Linked DNA regions of Homo sapiens: region 2 is linked to region 1. A link is an interaction called in ENCODE POLR2A ChIA-PET data of the cell type or tissue named here. Cell type or tissue: OCI-LY7. All regions are shown on one strand. Each heading gives the region's core, and the rest is flanking DNA. Links, peaks and the distances in the headings are about the cores only.

Evidence for each region. ChIA-PET counts read pairs that join two places held together with the same protein. Peaks named below come from ENCODE experiments on the same cell type or tissue, not always from the same donor. Only the 100,000 strongest peaks of a DNase experiment are listed, where the experiment ranks them.
Region 2: POLR2A ChIA-PET joins it to region 1 with 5 read pairs; 5 of 35 experiments call an interaction of 5 or more read pairs at or near these places.

The regions. Positions count from the first base shown.
Region 1 is chr1:234,684,811-234,700,715 of GRCh38, reverse strand. LOC105373208 (a long non-coding RNA gene) reads left to right here and starts at 11,586. Exons shown (of 3, transcript XR_949287.4): 1 at 11,586-11,912. RefSeq lists enhancers at 180-474, 257-506. In OCI-LY7, for the core only: a CTCF peak has its summit at 8,917; no DNase peak of the experiment used is centred there.
Region 2 is chr1:234,489,350-234,505,254 of GRCh38, reverse strand. No RefSeq gene overlaps it. Among named protein-coding and RNA genes, the nearest start is that of TARBP1, 18 kb to the right of the region's middle. RefSeq lists enhancers at 5,204-5,293, 5,704-5,753, 5,794-5,843, 5,838-6,132, 9,911-10,120. In OCI-LY7, for the core only: no CTCF peak of the experiment used is centred there; DNase peaks (open chromatin) are centred at 9,624 and 9,904; H3K4me3 peaks cover 821 bases.

The sequences.
Region 1 (15,905 bases), core at 6,652-9,151:
TGCTTGCTCCTTTGCGGCAGATGGGTACAGGACCCATCCTGACCCATCCTCTCCAGTCCCTTGGGCTTTAGGCTGCCTGCTTGCTGTGGTAGGGGCCAGAGTATCATTTGCCATTTTGATTTGGTGCTGCTCAGTCAACGCTTTGTGCTTCCCTGCTGCCTGCTAGCTCACAGCCCTGAGTCAGAGAGGGGCTCCCCTGAGAATCTGCCTTATGTCATTTGTACATGGCTGGGTCTGGAAATCTTGACAAAGCACTTTCTATAAACCACTGTGAGGGAGGGCAAAAATAACAGTAATAAATAATGCCTCTGAGTCATCCATTAACCTCTGTTGATGCCACCTCCGTGTCAGCTGTCACATGTTGATAGTGTCACCTAGAATCCCTGACGGGGACATGCAAGCCTGTGCATGTTCCCTCCCCCATAGCAGTGCTGATGAACATCCCTCCTGTACAGCCCATCTGTTCTGGTTCCATGTGGCTGGGCCTGTTTCTCTCCGAACTGCTCTGAGCAGAGCAGATTTTATTTTCATTACTCTTGCCATGAAGGTCTCCAAATCCTAAGCTTCCCTTTGGTCTTTGCTGTAAACCACAAGGTCTGCTGTTTGGCGATGCACTGCTTTGCCAGTTTGCCTTCAGGTCAGGCCTCTGGATTTCCAAAGTCCCTTCGTGGAATTTGTCTTGGGAAACCTCCACCCACTAGGGCCACAGGGCTCAGCCCACCAGGGGAGTGTCTGCAAAGCTGAATGGGCTATTTCTCTGTCCTGTGCCTCCCTCTTCCAACCTGTCCTAGTTCTTGCTTAGCTAGACTCTCAAGGCTTATTTTGACATGCTTATCTCCGTATGGCCCTGCCCTAAACAGACATGGCAATAAGTGCACACTTGTGGCTCACCTCTATGTGGGGCAAAGTCTTCCTCTCCATGAAGCCTGTCAATTCAGTGAGCTGAGAAGCACTAGCTGAACCAAACTTAGACCTTCTTTGCAGCCTCTGGACTTTCTCTAGCCCTCATGTCTATAGTGAAGTATCACTGTGGGGACAGGCATGGGGCCTCCTCTGGGTTCAGCGGTTCTCAAAGCATTTCTTCCCTCTTTTTTTTTTTGAGATGGAGTCTCGCTCTGTCACTCAGGCTGGAGTGCAGTGCACTGGCGCAATCTTGGCTCACTGCAACCTCCGCTTCTCTGGTTCAAGCAGTTCTCCTGCCTCAGCCTCCCAAATAGCTGGGAATACAGGTGCATGCCACCATGCCTGGCTAATCTTTTTTTTTTTTTTTTTTGCATTTTAGTAGAGACGGGGTTTCACTGTGTTGACCAGGCTGGTCTCAAACTCCTGAGCCCAGGCAATTTGCCTGCCTTGTCCTCCCAAAGTGCTAGGATTACAGGAGTGAGCCACCATGCCTGGCCCATTTCTTTCTTTCTTTCTTTCTTTCTTTCTTTCTTTTTTTTTTTTTTTTTTGAGACAGAGTCTCACTCACTCTGTCACTTAGGCTGGAGTGTAGAGGAGCGATCCCGGCTCACTGCAACCTCTGCCTCCTGGGTTCAAGCGATTTTTCTGTCTCAGCCTCCTGAGTAGCTGGGATCACAAGCATGCACCACCACACCTGGATAATTTTTTAAATATTTTTAGTAAAGACAGGGTTTCACCATTTTGGACAGGCTGGTCTTGAACTCCTGGCCTCAAGTGATTCACCCACCTCAGCCTCCAAAAGTGCTAGGATTACAGGCTTGAGCCACTGCGTCCGGCATCTTCCTTCATTTTATTAATTGCACAGCATGTGGTATTTGGTCACCTGTTATGAGCCTGACTCCATGCCAAGTGCTGAGGCCGTCACCCTGGTTAAGATCCCCACCATCTGCAGCCTACTGCAGTGGAGGAGGCTACATTCCCGAAGGTAAGTTACAGTGTCAGCAAAGTGCTGTGGGCCCCTGAGCAGGCGGTTGGGAAAGCCTTTACCAAGGCAACGATACTTGATTTGGGTCTTATGGGAGGACAGGGAGTGTAATCCAAAGTGAAAGGGCAAGGGAGGTCTAGCTAGAGGGAGGGTGGCAGGGGATCGGGGCCTGGTGTGGAAGTCATGCGTTGCACTCATGTGTGCATGGACCCCAGCAGGGTAAGTGTGAGGCCACAGGCGGGACCCCATGTGCCATGCTTAGGGGTTCAGACATTGTCCTGGAGATGATGAAGGACCCCTGAGAGTTTTAAGCAGAGTTGGGTGTGAAGATGGATCTGAGAGGCCAAGACCGAGCAGGGAGACAAGTCATGATGGTCCTGATCCGAGACGGTGTGGGAGGTGGGAACTGACTTTAAGATGGTGGAAATGCAAAGCCAGGTGATGTTTCTGGGACAGGATTGACCAAATCTAGTGACCTACTAGATATAGGGAGAAAAAATAAGGAAAGCATAGGGGATCACACTGAGGGTTTGCATTTGAGAGACTAGAGTCAGGAGGCAAGGCAGGATGGGGGTGGAGAAGGGGAATGATGGGGCTGAAATTAGACCACAGTGGTGGTGGGAATGTGGACACTGAGGGAAGAGGAGGCAGTGAGCACACGAGTCTTTCATGATGTTTGGTGATGAAGAGAAGGAGGGATGTTCTGTAGCTTTAAAGGATTTTTCAAAAGTAGGAGAAAGAACCTGTTTGTAAGTAGAGGGAAGATACGGTAGAGAGGGAGAGATCATAGGGTGTAGAGAACTGCCATTTGCTGAGTGGGTGCCGCTTGCAGGCCCGGAGCCATGCCCTTAACATGCATATCTCATTTCAGCAGCATGCCAACCCATGGGGTAGCTCTACTTATACCCATTTTCTGAATGAAGAAACTGAGGCAGACCGATGGATTCACCCAGGGATGGGACTTGCTGAGCAGTTGAAGCAAAAGAATAGAGTGACTGGGAAGGGAAGAAAATGAAGTCAAACGAAAGCTAATAGAATGGGGTGGCGGAGTGCGGGGCTTAACGGGCTGAGGGGTGTCTATATTCCAGACGTGGGATTTGGAGTTGTTCTGGCTAATGTCAAAGACCACACACAAGGACATGGACGTCAACGGTTCATTCACATGAGATGACAGTTACCCAGGATGAACCAACTGCAAAAAGCTGTCTGTGGATGGTAACTGCAGGTGACCTGAATGCATGTGCCTCCTCCTTCTTTTTCCGCTTTTTGTCTTTTCCTTAAGCCTCTCTGAACAGTATCTTCAGAAGTGTCTGTTTCCCACAGAGCATGGTGTGTCCAAGAAATACCCCACATTCCCATTGCCTTTGCTATTTAATGCTGTAGTTGGGAGAGGCAGTCTTGCTTTCTGCTTGCCTGTCTTTTTGGAGCACATATGAACTACAAATAGATACAGCCCACATTTTGCCTCAAAGATATATTCTTTGTTTTCTCCAAGTTGCCAAGTTGAACTCTAAGCTGATGTTTAATTTATCTGTGGTAATGAGGAACGGGGATAGCCTTGCATAATTGGAATCTGAAGATAAGCCAAAAGCTTCTTTTAGCCAAAATTCCTACATCCTTTCCCACCAACTCTTTATGCCTGTGTTGCTAACAAATGGCAAATTGACTAATCTGAGTTTCACCAGTTCTTTGTGTGGTGTATCTGACCTTTCACAATGGGTTCATACCAGAGTCCACTTCCATGGTCCTTCAAGATGTGGGTGTCTGGTTCTCAGGTAACCAACCAAAACCTTTGTACCTACCACTCATGTATATTTCAGTTGAAGTTAGAAAAGCACCCCCTCAGTCTATAGCTAACCTCTGGTGAAATTGAGGAATGAATGAATTGCTAAGCCATCTATAAATAGAATTCCGGGACAATTCATCTGATGTGAGAGACAACCCTTTGATAGGTTTCTGAGAAGATGTGTGAAGCCACTACTCTCAATTGTTCTTTCATTTACTTTTTGCTAATCAAAGCCCCAGACATATTCCAAAATGTGAGATGTTTTGGAAGATTAACCAAAACACAAGCTGAAATTTACCAGGGGCTCTGTATAAAGTTATACCCTTAGGCTTTTATTCTCAAAGCCCTCCCAAGTACAGAAGTGTAGCATGGGATGATGTGACATAGAATCGCAGAGTGGGAGGAGCCCACCATACTTCAATTCAGTGTATCCAGAAGGAAAACTAAGGTTCACAGACTTGCTTAGGGGCTTAGTCAAGGGACTATTTGTTCAGAACCAACATTCATACAAAGAGTCTTAAATTTAAAAGGGGATTTATTTCAGAGAAACCTCATGGAAACCAGTTGAAAGAGGGTTAGTGGGGACTTTCGGGAAGTGAAAAGTCGCTGGTTAATTTCTCTGTTTCTATCTCTGTGGGGCCTTGCAGATTCTTTTCTTTGCTTCCGGGAGCCTTCTTCATATCTGCAGTGGATATGAGGTGATATGGTTTGGCTCTGTTCCCCACCCAAATCTCATCTCGAATTGTAATCCTACGATCGCCACGTGTCAAGGGCAGAAACTGGTAGGAGGTGATTGGATCGTGGGGGCAGTGTGCTGTTCTCGTGATAGTGAGTGAGTTCTCACGAGATCTGATGATTTTATAAAGGGCTCTTCCCCTTTCGCCATTCACTCTGTCCTGCTGCCTTGTGAAGAAGGTGTCTGCTTCCTCTTCACCTTCTGCCATGATTGTCAGTTTCCTGAGGCCTTCCCAGCCATGCTGAACTGTGAGTCAATGAAACCTCTTTCCTTTATAAATTACCCAGTCTCGGGTATTTCTTTAGAGCAGTGTGAGAATGGACTAACACGAGGCTTCGCTGGTCTCTCATGACCAACCCAAAAGGCAAGGTCAGCTTCCATGTCTCAATGGCCTTCCAGTGAGGCCCCTCACAGCTAACTGACCAGGGCAGGGGTCTCCTTGGTCCAGCTGAGATCAGGGCCTGGCTCCGGCCCATGCCTGTGGTAAGAGTGGGACTATCCCTTGTGGAGCTGACAAGGGCTGACTCTCTGTAAGGGTGGCTAAGGCACTACTGGCCACTCTGGTGCCCCAGGATGGCACAGGCAGGTCAGAACCTGGCTGTCACTCCAGGCCAGCCTTCTGCCACTGACTGGAAAGGTGGGCTCAAACACAACTGCAGTTAAAAGAGAGGAATTGCCCCGGAGGTGAATGCAGTCACCTGCATAGGGGAAAAGGAGGTGAGAGGCCTGCTCTACTCCCCCTGATCAGATGCCATCCAAGGGCACATGGCTGACATGTTTGAAGAAAAACCCAGAGTCAACTCAGAGCCCAACTCAGGCCTGATAAAAAGTGACTATGATGATGAAGAGATTCAAAATTATGCTGCAGAAGGAATGGCTGGAGGGTCTAGGCGTATTTCACCTGGAAAGAGGAAGCTTTAAAGGAGATGTGAGTCTTTTGTCCAAATGTGTAGACTGACTAAATTCTTTAAAGAGTTTTATGTTTGTGTATATCTGAAGGGTCCAGAACTAGCATCAAAGGGTAGAATTTAGAGGGAGGAAGACTTTGGATTAAAATTAGGGGCCACATACTTTCTGTGAGGGTATCTTGATATTGGCTGCCCTGTCACATTTAAGAAAGGATGGGATGATCATTCGTAAGAGAAGCTGTAGAGCTGATCCACAAACTAAGGGAGTTCTGAAGTCTATTCTAGTTTGGAATTCTATGGCTCTGCTGCAGGTGCATCTGGTTGGCTGGATTGATTGCTATCACAGGGGCAGAGGCCACTGTGTATGATCACTTAGGTCAGTGAAATCAGTAGAGGCCAAGCGGCTGCACCACTGGAGGACAGCAGGTTGCCCTGATCCTGAATCCCTTCAACACTGGGCCTTCTCACATCTGTTTGAGACAAGCCACTTTCAGCTGAGATGCACTAGATCCTTCAAGCCTCTCTACCACCCACAGGGTCACCATCTGCTGGAGCGGCCAGTGGGGCTGCAGGTTACCCATCAAAGCCCAAGCTATGAAATTGTCATTGAGAGGAGTGCTTTAGACATAGAGCTCATTTGGTGGCAGAGATCAGAAGCTTGTTCAAAGCAGCCTGGAATTTTTAAAAGAATAAGGGAAACATGTAAAGGTATGCATTTTTAAGGTTTAAAGTGGTTTTGCAGAAACTCAAGAAAAGCTGAACATCAGGAGTGAGGGGGGACAGAAGTTAAAGCCACAAGAGTTCACCAGTCTTTCTACTAGCGTGCTACTATCCATGTGACTCAGCTCTTATCCTCAGGGCTGCTGCTTATTCCCTCTCCTTGTGTCTCTTCACTCGAAACCCAGGAGAGGACTGTGATTGCTAGCTAGTTGATAGATTGGCTGGTTGGATCTCTTTTTTTTGAGACAGAGTCTCACTCTGTCACCAGGTTGGAGTGCAGTGGCACGATCTCGGCTCACTGCAACCTCTGCCTCCCAGGTTCAAGTGATTCTCCTGTCTCAGCCTCCCAAGTAGCTGGGACTACAGGCGCACGCCACCATGCCCAGCTAACTTTTGTATTTTTAGTAGAAATGGGGTTTCACCATGTGGCCAGGATGGTCTCGATCTCTTGACCTCATGATCTGCCTGCCTCGGCCTCCCAAACTGCTGGGATTACAGGCGTGAGCCACCGCGCCTGGCCAGCTGGTTGGATCTCTTACCCATCCCCAGACTAATAAACCCTAGGCTTCAGGGCCTGATTATCCAGGGCTGTACCTAGAGCAAGTTAAGCTAGAAAGAGAAATTGGGCTTGGCAGAAACGTTGACCAAATCCTTCAATACTGAGGACAACCAAGAGTACTGAGTAACCCAGCAGGATGTGCACCCAACCAGTCCATACTAATTTGGGGTCATTCATACCTTTGCAGTTTTAACTCCTTTTCTCTTCCTCCACTTGCTTTTCTCTTTATATCAACAAAATCTTATTGCTCCTTATTGGTTCAATCATCCCAAAATACATCAGTATAATATATATAATTACTAATATACAGTTGTTAGTGAGTGAATTAATTAGAATGAATAATCAAGGTTTGATGTTCAATGAGTTTGTAATACCTAAACCAGAGTTTAGGTAGGTATTATATACATTATTTACCTAAACTCTGGTATTATATACAGGCTCTTGGGCTAGCAGGCATACTGATGTATTCTGGGATCATTGAACATCAAGCGTTGATTATTCATTCTAATTAATGCACTCATTAGTAATTGTAACAAATAATTATTAAGTGCTGAATTATGAGCATAGCTCTCTTCTAGAAAAACGGAGGAATAATCTGTGGTTTATGTCCTCAGGCAGCTTGCAGTCTATCTGAGAAAACAAGACATACCCTCAAGCAGATAATTGCCATTTACAGTCATTCCTATGATCTCAGCACTATGTGGGTTTAATCAGCCTTCTGCTAAAAGGAACCAGGTCCAAGACATTCAGCATGGCATGGTAGCTAAGCAAGATCCAGTGTCTTCATTCAGCACTGACAGAGTCACTGTCTCTGAGCAGTACTTAGCTACAGAAACTTTGAAGCCTTCTGCAATTTATTATGCTGAGTGCATCTAATCAACATGTAGAATAAAGATGGAGCTCCAGAGAAGTTAGCACGCAATCTGGGTGACAGGTGCTGAGCAAGGACAGCCTCTTCCCAATACTCTCCAAGCGGCCTGCTGTTTCCAGGGAATGATATTATCATTCTTGGCATCTAGAACAGGACTCAATGTAAGATTGTCTAAGGCAGTCACTGGCTACAGTTCATGGAAGCTTCAGGACGGCACTTGGCATGAGCTCTCAGTGCTATGGAAAAAAGAAGCTCTTAGGTGGAATATTTCTAGCTAAAAAATGTATAGTTTTTTTTGTTGTTGTTTCTGTTCCTTTCATTTTTATTTTTAGAAATAGGATTTCAAAGGGCATTTGTCCTGGTCCCTCAGGAAAGAACATTTTCTAAAGTGTTCCCATCAACAATGCCTCAGGTGTTACAGGTCCCTACTCTTGGCCATCCAGCTCTGCCACCGTGCCTGGATTCTGCATTTTCAAAGGGACCAGCTTACCAGCAGCATCCTCTTCCTGCTGCCTCTTGACTCACACAGATCCCATCAATAAGCATTCACTGAGGCCTGCTCTAAGTGAGGCTCTGGGGAGAGTGCTGTGGGAGCTTCAAGAGCAATAGCAGCCCTGAGCTCCAGGAGCTTCCCCTCTGAGGTGGGGAATTGCGATGCATGGAACATCTCCAACACACAAAGCAGACTCTTGCTAGGCTTCGAACTGGAATTGCATTGATCGTATTAACTTGGGGGAGATCTGATATATTTAAAAGAAAAAAATAAGCCGGGCATGGCGGCTCACGTCTGTAATCCCAGCACTTGGGGAGACTGAGGTAGGTGGATCATTTGAGGTCAGGAGTTTGAGACCAGCCTGGCCAACATGGTGAGACCCCGTCTCTACTAAAAATACAAAAATTAGCCGGGCGTGGTGGGTGCCTGTAAGCCCAGCTACGTGGGAGGCTGAGGCAGGAGAATCGCTTGAACTTGAGAGATGGAGGCTGCAGTGAGCTGAGATCATGCCACTGCACTTCAGCCTGGGTGACAGAGTGAGACTCTGTCTCAAAAAAGAAAAAAAAAAAAAAAGAAAAAAATATAGGCGATGGAACAGAAAAGTGGGCAGTGGCTATGAAGATGCAATCCAAATATAAGGTAATACTTATCACCAAAGAAATAGCAATTAAGACAACAGTGAGACAGCATCTTGTGTCTGTCAGATTGGAGGAAAAATACTAAATTGAATAATGTGAATTGTTGTTGAGGATTGTGGAACTAGCCTTCCATGAAACGTTTCTAGAAGTCTAAATGAGTGTAGACACTCCAGAGAGCAATCTGGCGGTATTTAGCAATCCCATACCTGGGCATATAACTTGGACAAACTCTGATTATAACAGACTAGGCCCAAGGATATGTTTATTGCAGTATTATTGGTGGTAGTGATGAGTTGGAGGCAATATAAGTTTCTACCACAAGGAGGGTTGATATGAGCGTTTGATGAATAGTATGCAGTAGTCAGAATAATAAAACAGATGTACACTCAGCATGGAGAAATCTGAATAAGATACTGTTGGCTGATGACAGTAAGACATGGATTGAGATATATAGTAGAGTGTCATTTATATAAATTCAAAACACGTGCACAAGATGATCATGTCTCTAGTAGCTACAAAAGTGCTTGATACAGAGTAGGCCTTCAGTAAATTGTTTTACTTGTTGTCAATAAAAATATATATACTAAATAAATATCTAACATTTATGTAAGTTAAGAATACATAGACATATACATATTTTAAGGGTATATACAAATGCGAAACATAATTTAAGGGTACGGCTCTTCTGGATAGTCCAGCGTTCAAATGGAGTTCTCTGGAGTGAAGTAAAATTAATTCACAAACCTCTGTTGCATCCAAGGTCAAATACTCTCACGAACACCCACTCTCTGTTCCCTGGTTTAATACTCACTGAGTAACATTCTGAAGCCTGAGACTTTTATACATACCCAGTTTCCAGAAAAGGCACAAAGAAGCTTTCCCCAAAAGAAAATACATGAATATTCCATTTATTTAAAAACATCCGAGCAGGTCTAAGCAATATAAATTAATATAGCAGCATCAGTGTCTTGTGAGTTAAGACGAGTGTCCTAAGATTTAGTTGCTTAACTGATTCCTCTATGTCCCTAAATCAAATGATGAAATACAGATTTAGGTTCCATTTTTTTGAAAGAATACTTCATAGGTCATTCTGTCTACTTCCTACTGCACCACATTTAGGAGGGAGGCACATCATGTGTGGTTGTCTCTTTAGTAATTCTGAGATTGGTCAAGGGGTCCAGGTGGTGTCTGACCTTATTCCATCATTACAAAAGAAGTCACCATCTACTTTTTACCTAGTGGTTTCAGTATCTTTGGATAATCACTGCCCGGATTTATCAAGGTTTGCAAAATGATTTTCTAATTCTGTGGTTCCTTCTATACACATTAGCTGGGATTCTTCAAAATGTAACTTACAAAACAAACAAAATCACTATCAAGACTTGACATTCCTTCTTCCATATCAATTTTCAGAATAGTGATAAAAGTTACCAGTAATGATTTCTAGTGGAGACCAATATGTTTTTCTCATCATTATATACTTTTTTTTTTTTTTGAGACAGAGTCTTGCTCTGTCACCAGGCTAGAGTGCAGTGGTGTGATCTCTGCTCACTGCAACTTCCGCATCCTGGGTTCAAGCAATTCTCCTGCCTCAGCCTCCCAAGTAGCTGGGACTACAGGTGCACACCACCACGCCCAGCTGATTTTTGTAGTTTTAGTAGAGACAGGGTTTCACCATATTGGCCAGGATGGTCTCGATCTCTTGACCTCGTGACCTGCCCACCTCAGCCTCCCAAAGTGCTGGGATTACAGGCATGAGCCACTGCGCCCAGCCCATAAATTTTTATATATTTGATGAGGTTGAATTAATTGCCATCATTATTCTCTTTTCTCTCTCTCTTTAGGATCCTTAAACAGCTTATATTCAATAAACTGCATATGTTTAAATGGCACACTTTGTAAAGTTTGGTGATACTGTACAGTCACAAAAGCATAATCAATGTAGCAAACATATCTATTGTAATCTAAAATGTCCTTGTGCCTTTTTTAACCTCCTGCTCCTCCTCCATACTATATCCCCAGGCGACCTCTGATTTACTTTATGTTGGAATTTTTGAGAAATTCATACAAATGGCATTATTTAGTATGTACTCTTTGTGTCTGACTGCTTTTACTCAGCATAATTATTTTGAGATTCAACATGTTGTCTGTATCAATACCTTTAATTGTCAAGTGGTATGCTATTGTATGACTATGTCACAATTGTTTAGCCATCGATGAACATTTGGGTCGTTTCCAGTTTGGGGTTACTACAAATAAAGCTGCTAAGAACATTTTTATATAAATCTTTGTGCAGACATAGATTTTATTTCTATGGGATAAATACCTACTAGTGGAAAGGCTACATCAGATAGTAGGGTATATACTTAACTTTTCAAAAAAAACTGCAAATGTGCTTTCCATAGAAGTGCTATTGCACATTTCTCCTGAGCATGAGAATTTCAATTCTTCCCCATTCTCTCCAATATTTAGTATGGTCAGACCTTATAATTTTATCCATTTTAATAGGAGTATATTATGGTTTGAATGTGTCCCCTCCAAAATTCAGGTGTTGACATTTAATGGCCAATGTGATAGTATCAAGAGATAGGACCTTTAAGAGGTGGTTAGGTCCTGAGGACTCCTCACTCATGAATGGGATTAAGAGATTTCGTGCAGCTTTTGACTCCCTTGCCCTTTCACCTTTCACCATGTGAGGACACAGTGTTCCTCCCCTCCAGAGGACGCCACAACTGGGCGCCATCTGGGAAGCAGAGGGCAGTCCTCAATAGACAAAGGAACCTGCCAGCATCTTGATCTGGGACCTTGCAGCCTCCAGAAACTATGAGAAATACATTTTTGTTCTTTGATAAATTACCCAGTCTTCTGTATTTTGTTATGGCAGCACAAAAAGAACTGTGACACTGTGTACATGTACTTAATCGTGGTTTTACAGCAGTCTCCCTTTCTCTGCTGTTTCACTTTTTTGTTGTTTGTTTGTTTTGAGATGGAGTCTCGTTCTTGTCGCCCAGTCTGGAGTGCAATGGCGTGATCTCGGCTCACCGCAACCTGTCCTCCTGGGTTCAAGCAATTCTTCTGCCTCAGCCTCCGAAGTAGCTAGGCTTACAGACACGTGCCACCACACCCTGCCAATTTTTGTATTTTTAGTAGACAGGCTGTTAGGCAGGCTGGTCTTGAACTCCTAACCTCAGGTGATCCGCCCACCTTGGCCTCCCAAAGTGCTGGGATTACAGGCATGAGCCACCGCACCCAGCATGCTGATTCACTTTCTGCAGTTTCAGTTACCCACAGTCAACCATGGGCCAGAACATAGGTGAGTACAGTACAAAAAGATATTTTGAGAAAGAAAGAAAGACCACATTCACATAACTTTTATTATAGTATATTGTTATAATTATTTTTATTATAATAATATTTTATTATATAATATTTTATTATTAGTTGTTGGTAATCTCTTACTGTGCCTAATTTATAAATTAAACTTTATCATAGGTGTGTATGTATAGGGAAATCACAGTATACATAGGGTTTGGTACTATCTGCTGTTTCAGGCATCCATTGGAGGTCTCAGAGCATATTCCCCCCTAGATAAAGGAGGGCCATTGTAATTTGCATTTCCCTAATAACCAATGTTACTAGACATTTTTTCATGTGCTTATTTCCCATCTGTATGTCTTCTTTGGAAAAGTGTCCCAATCTTTTGTCTATTTTTACATTGTGTGGGTTTTTAAAAATTATTGAGTTTTGAGAGTTCTTTATCCAGTATATGCTTTGCAAATATTTTCTTCCAATCTGAGGCTTACCTTTTTACTTCCTTAACAGTCTCTTATGAAGAGCAGAGAATTTCTAATTTTGATGAAGTTCAGTTTATCAATTTGTTTTTCTTTTATAAATTGTGTTTTTGGTGCTGTATCTAAGAAATCTTTGCCTAAACCAAAGTTACAGAGATTTCTTTTCCTATATTTTCTTCTAGAATATTTGTAGTTTTAGGTTTTACATTTAGGTATATGATCCACTTTAATTTTTTATATAGCATAAAATAGGAATCAAAGCTCCTTTTATTTGCATATGTATATCCAATTGTTCCAACACCATTTGTTGAAAACACTATCCTTTCACTACCAAATTGCCTTGCAAAAAATATTTGCAATTTTTAAAATATATGAAAAATTAACTTAAAGTGGATCAACCTTAGTTGACAGTCAGTAGTCTAAGTATGTGTGTATCTATTTCAGGGCTGTTAATCTATCTTTATGTCACAAATACACTGTGTTGATTATTGTAGCTTTATAGTAAGTCTTGAAATTAGGTAGCATTAGTCTTACCATTTTGTTCTTCTCACTCAAAGTTGTTTTGGCTATTCTAGGTTCTTTGCATTTCCATATAGAGCCTAGAATCAACTTGTCAATTTCCACAAAAGAACCCCCTCAGGTTTTGGTTGGAAGGATATTGAATCTATAGATCAATCTGAGGAAAAACGACATCACAATATTGAATTTTCTGACCCATGAGCATAGTACATCTCTCCATTATTCAGGTCTTTAAAAAATTCTCTCACAATGTTTTATAGTTTTCAGTGTTTACAGCTTGCACATCTTTTGTCAGACAAGGACTTCATATTGTTGATGCAATTTAAATTGTTTGAAATTTAAATTTCTGTTTGTTGATAGTTTATGGAAGTACAATTGATTATTGTATATTGATCTTATATCATTACAGTAGCCTTTTTGTAGAATCCATCCTATTTTCCACATGGATAATCATGTCATGAAGAATAAAGACAGTTTTACTTCTTTCCTTAAAATCTGGATTCCTTTTATTTCTTTTTCTCCCCTGGTTGCACTGGCAAGGATTTCTAGCAAAATGTTTAATAGAAGTGGTAAGAGCCAACATTCCTGACTTGTTTCTGTTAAGTATGATGTTAGTTGTAGATTTTTCTTAGATGATTTGTGTCGGATTGGGAACATTTTCCTCTATTTATAGTTTGTTGAGATGTTGGAATAATCAGGAATAGATGTTTGATTTTACCGTATTTTTTCCTGTTTATATCAAGATGATAATATGGTTTTCATTTTTAATTAATATGACAAATGACATTAATTTTCCAACATGAAACCAACCCTCCTTTCCTGGAATAAACTCCATATGAAACTCATATATTATCTTTTTTACATATTGTTAGATTTGATTTGCTAAAATTTGGTTAGAAATTTTGCACCTTTGCTCCTGAGGGATATTAATATGTAGATTTTTTTTTCATCTTTTCCTGGTTTTGGTATCAGTAATGCTTGTCTCATAAGAAGTTGAAAAACAAGACGACTGGGCACATTGGCTCACACTTGTAATTCCAGCACTTTGGGAGGTCGACGCAGGCAGATCGCTTGAGGTCAGGAATTTGAGACCAGCCTGGCCAACATAGTGAAACCCTGTCTCTAATAAAAATACAAAAATTAGCCAGGTGTGGTGGCACATGCCTGTAATCCCAGCTACTGGGGAGTCTGAGGCAGGAGAATCATGTAAACCTGGGAGGCAGAGGTTGCAGTGAGCCGAGATCATGCCGCTGGACTCCAGCCTGGATGACAGAGTGACACTGTCTCAAAAAAAAAAAAAGAAAAGATAAGAAGTTGAAAAACATTTCTTCCTCTTCAATTTTCTAAGAGTTTTGTAAAATTGATATTTCTTCCTTAAATGTTTAATTGTGTATGTCTGCTGGTGATTAATTCTTTCAGCTTTCATATGTTTGAAAGTAGTTTTTATTTTTACCTTATTTTTGAAAGATATTTTACTAGGTATACAATACTAGGTTTACAGAGTTTTTCTTTCACTTAGTGCTCAGTGCTTTTTTTAGGTGTTGCACCATTGTCTTTTCACTTGCATTGTTTCCTATGAGAAGTCTGCTATCACCCTTACATGTGTTCCTCTGTAGATAAATGTACTGCTTTGAAAATTTTCTCTTATCACTGGCTTTGAGTATTTTTATTATGATGTATCTTGGTGTAGTTTTCTTCATAATTTTTGTGCTTGAGATTCATTGAACTTTCTGGATTGTAGTTTTACAGTTTTCATCAAATCGGGGGGAATATTTTGACCATTATTCATCAGATATTTTTCTATTTCCCCCCTTCTTTAGGATCCCCTATTATATTAAAAACTTGAAGTTGTGCCACAGCTCACTGATGCTTTTTTCATGTTTTAAACTTATTTTTTCTATATTTTTTATTTTGAATGTTTTTTATTGCTTATGTCCTCCAGTTCATTAATCTTTTTAAAAAATGTCAAATCTACTGTTAATCCCCTCATCCCATTCAGTGTGTTTTTCATCTCACACATTGTAGTTTTCATCTCTAGAAGTCTAATTTTAAAAATTTATGTTCCATGTCTTTCTTAACTTTTTGAACATATTGAATACAGTTATGGTAATTGCTTCAAGGTCCTTGTTTGCTTATTCTAGGATCTGTGTCAGTCCTGGATTGGTCATTAAGTGTCATTTCTTACTAAGAAGACCAGGCTTCCTTGGAAAAATGAATAATTACAGATTTGGGACAAGAAATGTCCAAGAAGATCCTGGGGCATCTTTCAGTGTCAGAAAAAAGGAAGTCATCAAAGACCTCTTGCTCCTGAGTTTTCATTTTTGCCAGGCCTTTTCTCTTAAGAGATAAAACTCTCTCTTAAGAGAGAGTTCATGCTAATATTTCCAATTCAAGTTTAACATTATAAGGCCTCTGTTTGAATTCTTTGATTTTATACTCATACCTCTTTTCCTGTGCTGTTTAAATAGATATGCATATAAGAATATGTGAAGTGAAATGGCATGATGTCTAGGATTCAATGTAAAAACTTCAGCAAAGATAAAAATACAAACAATAAAGATAAAATGTTGCAAGATTTTGGTAATGAATCTAGGTGACAGGTATTTGGAGGTGTCATATAGTATTCTATGTGAGTGCTTGAAATTTTTTAATTTAATTTTTTAAAAAGAGAGATAGAGATTGAGAGAGGCAGATCCTCTTGCCTAATAAGATTGGCAACTTCATACTTTCTCACTCCCCTTTCCCCACCCAGGCTGTTGCAACATTGGCTTGTGCTTACATTTTGGTGTTCAGATCCATCTTCATTTTTTTCCCTAGGGATATTTCTTACTTTCTTGGAATTCAAATAATGAATTTAAAAGAATATTACAGGTTTTTAACATTTCTAGATGTTTTGTAGTAGGAAAGATTTTAGGTAATCTAATCCACGCTATTTCGGGAAATGGAGGTTTTTAGCTGTACTTTTAAAATAGATTTAATTGTTTCTTAATATACAA
Region 2 (15,905 bases), core at 8,394-10,893, 200 kb after region 1:
GCATTTCTTCTTGGGAAACACAATGCAACCCATCATGTGGTTCCAGAGAATGAAATCTAACTGAAAAAAGAACTGAGGCCAAAAGATGCAGCGAATTACCCAGGTGGCTGAGCCAGTAAGTGGTTAGCCAGAGCTCACACTAGCTCTCTCTCTCTCTCTGCTCTGTTCTCTCTCATGTTATGGCTGGGATAGTGTGGTGAAAGGAAGACATCTTGGACCCCCAAAATCACTAAGGAAAACTCAAGCCCAGAACTGCTTAGGACGAACCTGCCTCCCATTCTATTCACAGTCACTCCTCTGCTCACTGAGATAGATGCATATCTGATTTCCCTCCTTTGGAAAGGCTAATCAGAAACTCAAAAGAATGGATCACCTGTCTGTGACCTGGCAGCTCCCTCCCACTTTGAGTCTTCCTGCCTTTGCTTCAAGTTGTCCCACCTTTCCAGACTAAACCAATGTACTTCTTACATATATTGATTGATGTCTCATGTCTCCCTAAATGTATAAAACCAAGCTGTGCCCTGATCACCTTGGGCACATGTCATCAGGACTTCCTGAGGCCGTGTCACGGGCATGTCCTCACCTTGGCAAAATAAACTTTCCAAATTAACCGAGACCTACCTCAAATTTTCGGGGTTCACAGTGTATTAGTCTGTTCTCATGCTGCTAATAAAAGACATATCCGAGACTGGGTAATTTATAAAGGAAAAAGGGGTAATGGACTCAGTTCCACCCAGCTGAGGAGGCCTCACAACCATGGCAGAAAGCAAAGGAGGAGCAGTCACATCTTACATGGCAGCAGGCAAGAGAGAGCTTGTGTAGGGGAACTCCCATTTATAAAACCATCAGATCTCATGAGACTTATTCACTGTCACAAGAATAGCACGGAAAGACCTACCCCCATGATTCAATTACCTCCCACTGGGTCCTTCCCACGACACATGGGAATTATGGGAGCTACAATTTAAGATGAGATTTGCATGGGGACACAGCCAACCCATATCAGATAGGTAAAGATATCTTATAGGCACAGGAGAAAGGTCACAGAAAATAATATAAATTTGAGATGTTTTGACAAAAAGCAGATGTTTAAATCTTTGATGAGCTTGCTAAAACAGAGCATAAAGAAGCTAAAAGGACAATGGGAACAAGGAGTGAGGAAAAAAGAGGAGCTAGCAATCAAAATACAGCAATCGGTTTATTCAGTTGTTCATTGATCCCATTATTAAATGGGCACAGTGGAGTGTCACTCATCTAGTAAATTTTCAGTGTGTGGTGGCCATTATAAATGTGTATTTGTGTGTTTAAATGAGTGGGTGACATTTGTTTTCTCCTGTCCTCTGTTATACGTCTTTGGATAATTCCAAAAGATGACTTGGCTTTATAGTCTTGCAAGAACTAAGATTTTTGGCCTGAAACTTAGTCTTGGCCATCAGTAGTAAATTTAAAACTAACATCCCTCAGGAAGTACTAGAATTAGCTAAACAAGGGAAGGAAAAAATGGATAAAGTCTGTGACTAATAATAGTACAGATAATGCGACAATTCAGTTCATCTCTGGAAACTCCTAGCAAATAGTCATCTCCAAAATACCCTTCATATTTTCATTAACAGGCCTTGGTTAAGTGTCCATCACCTTCAAGATCTCCATAGTCACTTTATTCTCCAGAAAACAACAGAACAACCAGCCAATGGCAGAGGGAAGTCCATGAAACATGGATTATTACATCATCTGGGCTTAGGAAACTTATGGTATTTTTAGGGGATATAATCTAGGAACCTCCAGAAAAAGTGAGGATGTGTTACAAAATCCTGGATTAAGCACCAGGTGCTTAAAATGAAACGCCTTTCCTGTTCCCAAATTTTCTCTCCCTTTTCCTTTCTGACCCTAATGGCTCATTTTTTCACTCTCCTCCCCCAGTGCCCAGGGCTGCATTACCCACTTCCTGGAGCCCAGACCCTCTAACTTTTGGAGGCGTGCCCACACCCTGACATTATATCAGGCATGTTCACATGTACCCACCTCCCACATGAACAGGTAGCTAATAAGAGCTGAGTTCCAGCATGGTTGGTATGTGAGCACACTACTCTTTTAGACTTTTGATTAGATATGTATTAATTTAACATATTTTCTTTTTATATGTTAACAACAATAAAGTATGCTCTTGAAAAAATTGATACATTGGAATTGCTTAGTTTGGACTTCACCCTCTGACCTACCTGTCCTGGCTGACCTCTCACTACAGACAAGGCACATTTGTAGATAAGTGAGTCTCTCTCTCAATATCAAATAATATTTACAGAAGAGGCAGTTATTAATTAATCAAGGGCTTACTATCCAGTTTGAACTGGGGCCAGGTTCTTGATTTTCTCCTTTGATACTTTCTCCCAGCCTTGTGGATGTTGGGGCCACCTCTGCCAGCCAGCAAGGGAAGAAAGTGATTACTTTTTTACATAGCAGTCATAGCAGTTCAAATGCTAATTCTTTTTTTCTTTCTTTCTTTCTTTTTTTTTTTTTTTTTGAGATGGAGTCTCATTCTGTCACCCAGGCTGGAGCGTAGTGGTACGATCTTGACTCACTGCAACCTATGCTTCCTGGGTTCAAGTGAGTCTACTGCCTCAGCCTCCTGACTAGCTGGGATTACAGGCGTGTGCCACGACACCTGGCTAATTTTTTTTTTTTTTTGTATTTTTTGTAGAGATGGGGTTTCACCACGTTGCCCAGGCTGGTCTCGAACTCCTGACCTCAAGTGATCCACGTGCCTTGGCCTCCCAAAGTGCTGGGATTACAGGCATGAGCCACCGCACCCGGCCCCAAACATAAATTCTTTCAAGGTCTTTCAGTAGTCACCATACCTGGATCCTTCCTAATTCCTCTAATTCCACTAATTAAACTGGATTATCTCAAGCTAATCATATACAGGATCTTAATGATTTAAAACAAAACAAAACACTCTCTACCTGGCCATGCCATGTGAAGGACATTTGATCCTCTATCCTAGCGTGTGTGTGTGTGTGTGTGTGTGTGTGTGTGTGTGTCACAGAGAGAGAGAGAGGTGTCATCTAACATACCCTCTACATGTAAATGAACAATCTTTGGAGGTGCACAAATAGGTTAGCCCAGCGACCTGCCTCGCAAGAATGCTTTGAGGAGTTACTAGTTACAGGATATAAGATACTACAGAAACCTAAATTGTTTCTGAAAATGCTAAACAATAAGACATTTCTCAAAAGGGCCTCAGTCCCTTCAGTATTTTACAGGAATTCCAACTCTAGCAGCTTTACACAGGCATTATCACTTAATTACCAATAAAAATCTCACTAGCAACTTCCATAACTTCATTTGCAAATGAATATGCACACCTCCTAAATCATTCCCTCCTTTTCTCTCTCTCTCTCCCCAAGTTATTCCCTGACTGGCTCTGAAAGACTCCACGGCACCTGGGATTTGTAGAGGGCCCCCGTTTCCAGGTGTCCTTCCAGGCCAGCATGCACTCCGGGACATGTCAATACCACGTTGATGGAATTGTGCCTGATTCCCACTCAAATCCATCCATCCCTCCTGGCATTGGTGGGGGTCGACGCATGACAGAAACCTGGCTCCATTTGCTTGAAAGGTTCACAAACCATAGTGAATTTTTTTTTGTTTGGTTTTGTTTTGTTTGGCTCTGTCGCCAGCCTGGAATACAGTGGCGCAATCTCGGCTCACTGCAACCTCTGCCTCCTGGGTTCAAGCGATTCTGTTGCCTCAGCCTCCCAAGTAGCTGGGACTACAGGCGCGTGCCACCTCGCCCAGCTAATTTTTGTAGTTTTAGTAGAGACGGGGTTTCACCATGTTGGCCAGGATGGTTTCCATCTCTTGACCTCATGATCCGCCCACCTTGGTCTCCCAAAGTGCTGTGATTACAGGCGTGAGTCACCATGCCCGGCCCCCATAGTGAACTTCTTGTGATCCAAGGCCAAGTTTCCAGTATGTAATGAAAACTGAAACCTGGTTTTGAGTTTCCAAATTCACACAGAGCCAGTCATGACGGAAGATGTGTGAGGTAGCAAGGGTGAGCAGCACCACGGCACAACCAAGACACTCAGCACTTGGTTCTATTTCTAGCTCTGCCACCTCCTTGCTATGTGGCCCGAGGCTGGTCACCTGCTCTCACTTAGTTACCTTTCCCTAGTATTGGGGGAGAGCAGAGCTTTTTGCCTTATCATTCCAGGACCTGAGGATGTGTATGCTGAAACAGTGGCATTTCTCTGAATCTCTTTGAATTACAGTGCACATATCTTCAGGATATCAGAGACATCCCATCCATACCAGCACGTGCCTTCTTTTCCTAGTCATTTTTCTTCAACTATTCCCGTTTGAGCTGGGCTAAGAGAACAACAGTCTGGACTCATTCCTTAGGTGCATTGTTGGCCTTCTCACAGACTTAAATATATACATCTGTCCCACTTTTAGAGAAAATAGGAACAAAATCTATTACATGTATTTTAGGCCCTCTATCTGAATTCTGAAGTCTTTCTCTGACTTCTTTTTCAGCTTCAGCTTTTGATTTCAGGCACATTCACACTTGTTTAGCTTTCAACTTACAGAGAATGCTGGAAAAGAGATTCATGCATTATTTAGAGCATTCGTCTAAATGCCCTCCCAGATCCCTTCTAACTCCATGAGGTCCCATGAGTCTGTGAAATGCATGGGCAAAGGAAGAGGAACTGAGGCTTTGAAATCAGATATACCTAGTTCCAATTCCTAGTTCTCAAGTTTACTAGTTGTGTGACTTTGGGTGAGCTGCTTAACCTCATAGGAGCCTAGAGTCCTCATCTAAAAACCTGGGCCAGTGCCAACTACCAAGCCATGACTGTGAGGATTAAATGAGACATCACTTCCATAAAAACACGGAACAGAGTGTGAGGCATACAGCAGGTGCCAAGGTAGATATTAGATCCTGCTTTTCATTATTGGTGCAAGTTTCTGATGGGTCAAACATGCAGGCTGTTGTATATTTGAATATTGCTTCAGTCTTCACTTCCACGGTTTTATTTCAAAAAGAGAAAGAAGGAAGGAAATAAACAGAAACTGTCAGAGGCCCTTCGGAAATCATCACTCATCCATTGAAATGTGCTTTCCATTCAAAAACTACCTTATTAATTATTCATTGCTTTTGGAACTGAAAATGAGAACAGAGCTTAAGACCCAGAGTTGGACAAGAACAGTGTTCCAACTGCTTGATTTCTGTCATTTCCTGGTTTCTACGCAGTACCTCCCAAAATCTGAGATTTGCAGTTTTGGGAGTCGAGAGAACTTTAGGCTTGATGATCAGTCAGGTTTAGTCAGGTTTAGCCAATGCCCTGGAATGACTGTTCTCTTTACTTTCATTTCCACTCCCGGCACCGCATTTCTGGGGGATTATTTCACTGCATGGGTGGCCCGAGTCCCTTGGCCTTCAGCCTTATGGCTCATTCCACCGCTCTGGGCAAGCCATAACCACCCGAACATGCAAGTCTTTCTTTTGTGCCCCAGTGGCATGAGTAACATCATTAACTCTTCAGGGCCGAGGTTTGGGATTAGGTAAAAATCTTACATCCCCCCGTGTTTGCAGTCAGAACACCAGAGTAACAACAGGGTGTTTGCGGGGCTTGTTTTCACGCCAGAAATGAGGTTGCCCTAACACACAATCCTTAAGATGTTTTTTCCCTAACGATTGTCTTCACCAGGATCGTGGGTTACAAAATGGAAGCTCAGTGCTTCCTGCTTCGAGTTCCAGTAGAACAAACATGCAAGAGACTCCTCGGCTTGGAAACTCTTCAAACCAGGGAAGGGCTGCTGATGTGTCCCCAGGAGGGGAAGGGCAGGAGGAGCACAGTTGTGCAGGGGGGTGTTTCACATGCTTCTCTAAAGAAGAGCTTCCTAAAGTGTAAAAAGGCTGGGGAAAGACACATTTCCCAAGGCCTGGGGCCAGTGCGGGGACAAACGCGAGGCTGGCGCACGTGCATTGCGGGTTCCGCGCGCCATCTGGTGGCTTCGGGCTGACATTGGGCGCACCATCCGGGCTTTTACCCCATTGACAGACCTCATAGAAGGAACCCATTGCGGGCGATAAAGTTCTGCTGGAAGTGATCACCAGGGCCCCCAAAGGAAGACACCGAGGGCCAGATGTTCCGAATTCCACTCCTTATTCTACAACTGGATACTGAAAGCCTCAGGTTCTCTTTGACAAGGGGGCACTGATCCTTCCTTCAGGACCAGCCTTCCTATCACACAGCAACATAAGCACTCGGCTCTGGGCAGTGTGGCCCCTCTGTGCCTTGCTTTCCACATCATGACGCCACATGACGGGCCACAGGAGTCTTCCCTTCGCCCCTACCTGGAACGCGTGTATTCCCTTCCAGCCTTGTGAATCCCACAGTTCTCAAGGCTCAGTCCACAGGCATCTTTATATCCTTAGAATATTTGCCTCATATTTTGTTCATACTAGTGTTTCCAAAGTGTGTTCCAAGAATGATGGTGTTATTAATCAGAATTGTATCTCTTTTTGAAAAGGCATTCAAAGTTTGGGAAAGTCAGGGTTACGCAAAGGTTAAACAGACCTGATTGCAGGATATCTCAGGAGCATGACACATACTGAGAATGTAGTGGATTTCTAAGAAGGAACTACAGTTTGCTATAGTTTCTAAACTTGTTTGACATCAAAACCTTCCTCCTATCTCCACCTTTGAAATGTATCTTGCAAATATTGCATCTAATAAAACAATTTTAAGGAAAAATAGCATCCTGTTCACTTGACCCAAGATTATGTAGCTGTCTTTTTAAAACTGGAAGACATCTGCATTCGTTTGCTAGGGCTATTATATTGCCTCACGGTTGTGGATGCTGAAGATCCAAGGCCAATGTGTTGGCAGGGTTGGTTTCTTCTGAGGCCCCTCTCCTTGGCTTATAGATGGTCGTCTTCTCTCTGTGTTACCACATGGTCTTCCCTCTGTGCCTATCTGTGTCCTAGTTGCCTTCTCTTTTCTTCATTGTTTCTTCTTCTTCTCCTTCTTCTTTTTTTTTTTTTTTTTTTTGAGATGGGGGTCTCACTATGTTGCCCAGGCTGGTCTCAAACTCCTGAGCTCAAGTGATCCTTCTGCCTCAGCCTCCCAAAGTGCTGAGATTACAGGAATGAGCCACTGTGCCCAGTCCTAATTTTCTCTTCTTATAAGGACATCGGTCATATTGGGTTAGGACCCACCAACATGACCTCATTTTACCTTAATCACCCTTTTAATGTCCCTATGTCCAACTACAGTTACATTCAGAGGTACTAGGGGTTAGGACTTTAACAAAGGAATTTTGGGGAGCCACAATTCAGCCCGTAACAACATCTTATTGTTGCATCTGTAGGGTAAAATGTATGCTTCAATGGAAAATTATGCATTGTTTAGAGCAGGGTTGGCAAACTACAACCAGTGAGCCAGATCCAGCTGGCCACCTGTGTTTGTAAATAAAGTTTATTGGCACACAGCAGCATTCACCCTTCACATATTGTCTAAGATTACTTGCATGTTCACTGACAGTTGAGTATCTGTACAAAAACCATATGGCTTGCAAAACCAAAAACATTTACAATCTAGCCCTTTATAGGAAAAGGTCTAGAACCCACCCACCCACCCTTCAGGGTTATCTAATTTTGATCCTATAGGGGCTCTGCACCTTTCACGGCCTTTGAGTTATTTTACAACTCAATAAATTGTAGATCATGGATAACAATGCAAAACAATCCTTGACCACAGACAAGAAGCAGCCAGTTTTGCCTCAGTTTGCTTATTCCTTTCAGTATCCTTATCAATAAATGTGTGTCTTCTTTGGATTATCTTTTGAACTGGCAGTAGCGTCTTGCAGTTTCCTCATTATTAATGAATTGAATAAATCTTTAACTTTTTTTTTTAGTATCTGTACGAGTCATAATTTTACCTTTTTTTTGAAAAAGTGTCCCTTAAAATATCAATGTTAGGTTTCTTGAGTGTAATAATGGCACTGGGATTATAAAAGACAATGTTTTTGCTCTTAGGAGTACATATTAAAGCACTTAAGGTGTGTCACGCGCGTCCACGTGAAGAGAGTCCACGAACAGGCTTTGTGTGAGCAGCCAGGCTGTTCGTGTGACAAGGTGAAGTGGCATCATGCTTACAATTTGTTTTCAAATGGTTTGGCGTATATGAATATAAATGTGTGTGTGTCTGTAAATACTCACACATACATCACATATATAGGAGGAAAGATGGAGGAAGAGAAGGAAAATTGGTAAACTATAAACAACTAGTGAATCTAGGTGAAGTATGGTGCCCTTGAATGGTGTACTATTCATTGAACTTTTCCATATGTTTGACAATTTTCAAAGTAAAAAACTGGGCAAGGGGGGATAAGTTTATGTCATATTCCTCATGAAGCGTGTTGTCAGCTTCATGTCCTATTCTTCTGGATGTTTTTCCAGTACTTCAGAGATTAGCCAATTATAGACGTTTGTTAGTAGTCTGACTTTCTGCAGTGGGTACTGCAAGTAAGAAAAAGTAAATGATTGGGAGGCTGAGGCTGGCCAATTGCTTGAGTCCAGGAGTTTGAGACCAGCCTAGGCAACATGGAGAAACCTCAGGTCTATGAAAAAAAAGAAAAAAATCAGCTGGGTATGGTGGCATATGCTTGTAGTCCCAGCTACTAGGGAGGCTGAGGTGGGTGGATGGCTTGAGCCCAGGAGATCGAGGCTGCAGTGAGCTGTGATCATGCGACTGCACTCCAGCATGTCTCAAAAAAAAAAAAAAAAAAAAAAGTAAATGGAACATGAAACATTAATGTTTCTACTGTCACATGGCTCAATTTCTTCTAGAATTCTTAATAGTACCAAGCAAATAAGATGTTAAAGTAGATTTTTTTTTAAGCTAGTTATATCCTATTCCTAAAGAATGCTCTTTAAAAAATAAAATTTTATGGCCAGGTGTGGTGGTTCACACCTGTAATCCCAGCACTTTGGGAGGCCTAGGCTGGCGGATCGCCTGAGGCCAGGAGTTCAAGACCAACCTGGCCAATATGGTGAAACCCTGCCTCTACTTAAAAAATACAAAAATTAGCCAGGTGTGGTAGCGGGTGCCTGTAGTCCCAGCTACTCAGGAGGCTGAGGCAGAGGAATCGCTGGAACCCGGGAGCAGGAGGTTGCAGTGAGCTGAGATCATGCCACTGCACTCCAGCCTGGGTGACAGAGTGTGACTCCATCTCAAAAAAAAAAAAAAAAAACAAAAACAAAAAAAAAACAAGAAAAGAAAAGAGAGAGGAAAGAAAGAAAGAAAGAAAAAGAAAAAAGAAAGAAAGAGAAAGAAAGAAAGAGAAAAGGAAAGGAAAAGAAAGGAAAGGAAAGGAAAAGAAAGGAAAGGAAAGGAAAGGAAAGAAAGATCTTTTAGGACAAACTCTGGACGTGAGGACCTCTTACACGGTGCTCATGTTCAAGCTTAAGGCATTACTTTTTGTAGTGTGTTTGGGGTGGAGGTGGAGGTTGAAGTTTGTGTCCCTCAATGACTGTATAGTTTTGCACACCCTCCCCACCCCACCCCCAGCTTGACATCATGGTCTTAATACAGTTAGAGACCTCATTCATTGCAATTTGACTGCTGCTTGAGCCGGAACTGTAAGATTCAGAGCTCTTTGCATACTTAGAGGTATGAATAGTGCGGTAACAATGAGGAAAGAAAGTAAGCTAAATTCTCAAACATTGTGTCATTTAGCATGAAGGTTTAAGATTGAAACTTTCTGCCTGAGGGAAGCAGAAAAAAAATGAGTTTGTACAGAAGGTTTCCAGTTTCTGAATGTAAAAGGCACACTAAAAATAGCTAAAGGGACTGAGTCGCCTAGAGGCTTCTTGAGTTGCCCAGTGGGAGTTCCTGCTCGGAGAAGCTGTCCTTCAAAGCTGCTGCTGGAAACAGCCCTGAGACCGTTGGTGTGTGATGCAGAGCTCTCCTGGGTGGATTTCATTTGGTCACAAGGAAGCAGGAGATGAAGCAGATGGAGATGTTTCTTCATGGAAGGATCCCCTAGGGGAAGAAATGTTCTACCTCTGACAGAGGCTGACAGTCCAGAAGGTAGAGGCACATTGTGGGCTCAGAGACCAGATCTTGCTGAAATCAGGGTCAACCAATCGCAAATGGGCACTAACCTCAAAGAAAGAGTCCTTTCTTTCCATGGCCACTGATACGGTGTCATTTAAGACCCTGATTTTTTCTTGTCTGGGCTATTACCACAGCCTCCTCTCTAGGCCCTCTGTCTCCAGTTTCCCCTCCTTCTCCAATTCATCCTACATATGGACTCTGGTGGGATTTTTCTGTAGCCTAATTCAGTTCAGGTGCTTCTATGTTTAACTTAATTTAATTTTTTAACAAATCAGACAACCAACTAACCAACCAATTTACCAAGCAAGCAAGCAAACAAAAACCCTCCAGTGGTTCTTCATCTTTTATTGACTTGACCTAAGCATCTTACCCAGTCCTGTTAACTAGTTCTGTCTTTTTAATCACATCAGTCACCACTTATTTATTTACTCCACTGAAAGCTGCAGAGAGAGGGGTGGGGGCATTTTCCTGTCTCTTTGGGGTGTCAGAGACTGTCATAGTTAGGTTTCTAAACCCCCATAGTGTTTAGTATAGTGTAATTCCCAGAATCAGGATTCAAGAAAAAGCCTTTGAGGGTATATTTACAAAATAATTGCAGGCAGGGCCTTGTCTGTCTGTACACCCATGTCCATAGCAGCATTATTCATAATAGTCAAAAGGTGGAAGCAATTCGAGAGTTCACTGATGGATGAATGGATACACAAAACATGGCACACATACAATGAAATATCATTCAGCCTTAGGAAGAAAGGAAGTTCGGATGCATGCTACAAAATGGATGAACCTTGAGGACATTATATTAAGTGAAATAAGCCAGTCACGAAAGGGCAAATACTGTGTGATTCTACTAATATGAGGTACCTAGGGGAGTCATATTCATAGAGGAGAGAGAAAGTGGTCACCAGGGGTTGGGGAAGTGGGGAATCAGAAGTTAGTTTTTAATAGGCAGAGAGTTTCAATTTTGCAAGATGGTCGCACAACAATATGAATGTACTTAATGCCACTGACCTGTTCCCTTAAACATGGTTAAGATGGTAAATTTTAAGTTACGTGTATTCTACTAATTTTTTCTAAGAAGAAAAGAAGGAATAACCCTGGAATGTTGAATCAAGGAGTTGGTGAGTGATTTCTCCTACACATTTGGGATCCTGCTCTTTCAACCTAATGGTTATACTTTTGAACATGCAAATCAAAGCAGTCACCATTCCCTCTTCTCCTCAAACAACCCTACAGTCGCTTCCCACCTAGAATGAGTCTGATATTCATGGCTGATTGTCCTACCTGGCCTGGGGTGCCCACCTGTCCTGCCTCCTCTGTCAACTCCATTCGTTTGGCCTTCCCCACTCTCCTTCTTCCCTGCTCCCAACTGCCTTGGGGTTTCCACATAGTTTCCCCTGGGGGTGGAGGAGGCTTTTTACTCAATTCTAGTCTAGTTGACTCCCTCTTTCTGTAGATATCAGCTGACACACTATTACAGGAAACGGGTCCCGATCCAAGAGAGGGTTCTTGGGTTTCGCACAAGAAAGAATTCAAGGCACGTCCATAAAGTGAAAGCACGTTTATTAGAAAAGTGAAGGAATAAAGAATTGCTACTCCGTAGACAGAGCAGACCTGAGGGTTCCTGGCTGCCCATTTTTATGGTTATTTCTTGATGATATGCTAAACAAGGGGTGGATTATTCATGGATCCCCTTTTTAGACGATATAGGGTAACTTCCTGACATTGCCATGGCATTTGTAAACTGTCATGGCACTGGTGGGAGTGTATTAGTGAGGACGACCAGAGGTCACTCTCGTCGCCCTCTTGGTTTTGGCCAGCTTATTTACTGTAACCTGTTTTATCAGCAAGGTCTTTATCACCTGTATCTTGTGCTGACGTCCTGTCTCACCCTGTGACTTAGAATGCCTTAACCATCTGGGAACGCAGCCCAGTAGGTCTCAGCCTCATTTTACCGAGCCCCTACTCGACATAAAGTTGCTCTGTTTCAAACACCTCTGACAACACCATTGATCAGAAAAGCCAGTCCTACTGCACAGACTGGGGTGAAGCATCTCATCATAGGCTCTCAGCATGTTCTTTGCTTCTTTTGCATAGTGGTTGTTATAAAATCATTAATTTGGCCAGGCACAGTGGCTCATGCCTGTAATCCCAGGACTTTGGGAGGCTGAGGTGGGCAGATCACCTGAAGTCAGGAGTTCGAGACCAGCCTGGCCAATATGGCGAAACCCTGTCTCTACTAAAAATGCAAAAATTAACCAGCTATAGTGACAGGTGCATGTAATCCCAGTTATTTGGGAGGCTGAGGCAGGAGAATTGCTTGAACTCCAGAGGTGGAGGTTGCAGTGAGCCAAGATTGCTCCACTGCCCTCCAGCCTGGGTGACAGAGTCTCCCTGTGTCTCAAATAAATAAATAAAAATAAAATTATTAATTTTCCATAAAACTATTTGGACTATTCTACAGACTGAATGTTGTGTCCCCTCACATTCACATGTCAAAATCTTAACCCTCAAGGTGATGGTATTAGAAAGTGGGGCCTTTGGGAGGTAATCAGGTCATGAGGGCAGAGCCCTCATAAATGGGATTAGTGCCCTTATAAAAAAAAAACCCAGAAAGCTGCCTTGCCCCTTCTGTTGTGTGAGAATACACTGAAAAGTCAGCCCTCTACAACCTAAGAGAGGGGCCTCACCAGACACCAAATGTGTCACTGCGCTGATCTAGGATTTCCCATCCTCCAGAACGGTGGAAAATAAATTTCTGTTGTTTATAAGTGACCCAGTCTATGACATTGTCTTCTAGCAGCCAAACAGACAAAAATAAACTAGACTGTAAGCTCCCTGGAGAGGCCAGGGATAGTAACTGCCCCAGTACAGTGCCTGGAGCATCACAGGCATGCCAATATCTGCTGGATCTCACGTTGTTCTTACCGATCTTGACACTTTTTTACATCTTCAGGGGCATGAAAACTGCTAAGAACCTAGGCAACGTAAATTCATTTGAGTGTAGCCATTGGATGGCCCCTGGCACAAAAAAAGGGGGCAAAGTTATTAGCAGCAACAAGCTCTTCAAAAACCACCACTGGCCGGGCGTGGTGGCTCATGCCTGTAATCTCAGCACTTTGGGAAGCCAAGGCGGGTAGATCACCTGAGGTCAGGAGTTCGAGACCAGCCTGACCAACATGGAGAAACCCTGTCTCTATTAAAAATACAAAATTAGCCGGGCATGGTGGTGCATGCCTGTAATCCCAGCTACTCAGGAGACTGAGGCAGGAGAATCGCTTGAACCCGGGAGGCAGAGGTTGCGGTGAGCCGAGATTGTACCATTGCACTCCAGCTTGGGCAATAAGAGCAAAACTCCATCACAAAACAAACAAACAAACAAACAAACCCACCACTATAGTTCCCAACTGGTGGGCATCAGTATTTATAGAGAACTGTGGTCGAGTGCTAAACTGCACAGCCCTGCTCATTCATATAGACATTAATATTTTTCGTAGTGTCATCTCTAGCTACGAAAAGAAATTGCCCAAAGAATACTAGATTTGGTGCTAGTGTACTGATACCTAGATTTTCAAACTGAATGCAAATAAGATCAAGGACTATTTCTTTTACTTCCTTTACAGCCAAACCCAGCATTTTGCTCCTCCTAGCAAAAGGAATTGGGTGGGGATGATGGGGCAGTACATTTTGCAATAACTTACTATTATCATTCTCTCACTGTTTCTTTGTGCTTTAACACTTTTGCTTACACAGCCCCCCTCCCTCACTCCACCTACCCCCAAAGTCTTCTTGGTCTAGTTTCAGGTCTCCTGCTGATAAGATGCTCAGGCTTTTTGTGTTCTTATCTGCTGCCAGATAAGGGGTGGGGTGCTCTGTGTGTATCTCTCTCTCTCTCTCTCTCTCTCTGTGTGTGTGTGTGTGTGTGTGTGTGTGTGTGTAAAGGAGTGGGGAGGAGGTCTTCAATTTTGAGGATGGAGGAGGCAAACAGGAAGAGGTTTCTTCCAAGGTTTGGTCTCTGGGTAAAGTATCTAAAAAACAATTCATCCTTTCACACTGAAAAAACCTACCTCCTGCTGGTATATCTCCTTTACGGCCTTATGCTACGCACCTGGCTGTCTCCTTCCCATGCCTGGCTCACATGACAAGCTCCCTTCATTTTCCTTAGCCTGGGTAGGTGCTGGCACAGGGAAAGGGGGAGGAAGATAAACCTGCCCTGTCACAGGGCTTTTGTGAAATGCACAGGGAGTATATAGCAGACAGAGGCGGAAATCCATCTTGACTAATTGACTGCTAGATCGAGAAAAGTTAAATAGTTAAATAGCACCTATTTCCTACAGACTCAGAAACATTGAAGTATTTATTAGCTGATGGGAGCAACACTGAACTTAAAAAATAAAACCACTCATCATTAGTAAGATATGAGATTACCCGCTTGAACCCGGGAGCCAGAGGTTGCGGTGAGCCGAGATCGCGTCACTGCACTCCAGCCTGGTCAACAGAGCGAGACTCCATCTCAAAACCAGCTTAAAAACACACCAATCTAGCCAGGCGAGGTGGCTTATGCCTGTAATCCCAGCACTTTGGGAGGCTGAGGCAGGTGGGTCACCTGAGGTTGGGAGTTCGAGACCAGGCTGACCAACATGGAGAAACCCCATCTCTACTAAAAATACAAAAAAAAAAAAAAAAAATTAGCTGGGTGTGGTGGCGCATGCCTATAATCCCAGCTACTTAGGAGGCTGAGGTAGGAGAATCGCTTGAATCCGGGAGGCAGAGGTTGCGGTGAGCCAAGATTGTGTCATTGCACTCCAGCCTGGGCAACAAGAGCAAAACTCCGTCTCAAAATAATAATAATAATAGTAACAATAATATATAAAAATGAAAAAATAAAAACACATCAATCTTTAAACTGAACATCTCAACACTTTCAGCAAAGATGTCTTTTCCTTTTTACTTTATGACATTCGATAAACAATGCCTTCAGAAGAACGTAAGAGTTTGGGAACTCTTGTGTAGTAGAATTCTTCAGAGAAACAGAACCAATAAGATGTATGCGTATATAGAAAGAGATTTATTACAAGGAATTGGCTCATGCGATTATAGAGGCTGGCAAGTCCCAATGTGCACTATTGGCTGGCAGCCTGGAGACCCAGGAGAGCTGATGGTGCAGATGAAGTTTGAAGGCTGTCCGTTGGTGGAATTCCCCTTTGCTTGGGAGGCTGATCTTTCTGTTCTATTCACATTTTCAACTGATTGCATGAGGCCCACCCACACTATGGGGGGCAATCTGTCTTACTTAAGAGTTCACCAGTATAGTGTTACTGTCATCCTAAAACATCCTCATTTACCAAGAAAGAACCCAGCAGACAACATGTTTAAGTGGGAAGAAAACATAGATGCCACACTGCAGGAGAACTAGGACAAAGCCTGCAAACTGCCTTGCAGAGGGGACTGATGCCAATGGCATCTGTTTTGTGAGGTGTAAGCCATTTTTGCCCTAAGTAGAAAAAAAAAAAACCCATACACTACCTCAAGTGGGAAACCTTGAAAACTGTTTCAGTAGCTCACCTTAAGAGCCTGTCACACCCTCCTGAGGAATCAGTAACGTCTACTTAATAGGCAGTCAGTGCCCTCTGGCTCTGAGTCCTGGTACAAAAATTTAAAACTCTCTGCCAGACCCTCTCTAAGGATACCTACTTACAAAGTAGGGAAAGGGAATTCCCAGTATTCCAGGAAAAGCTATTAGTACCTCCGTAGCTCCTGCTATTGGTGATGATTTGATTG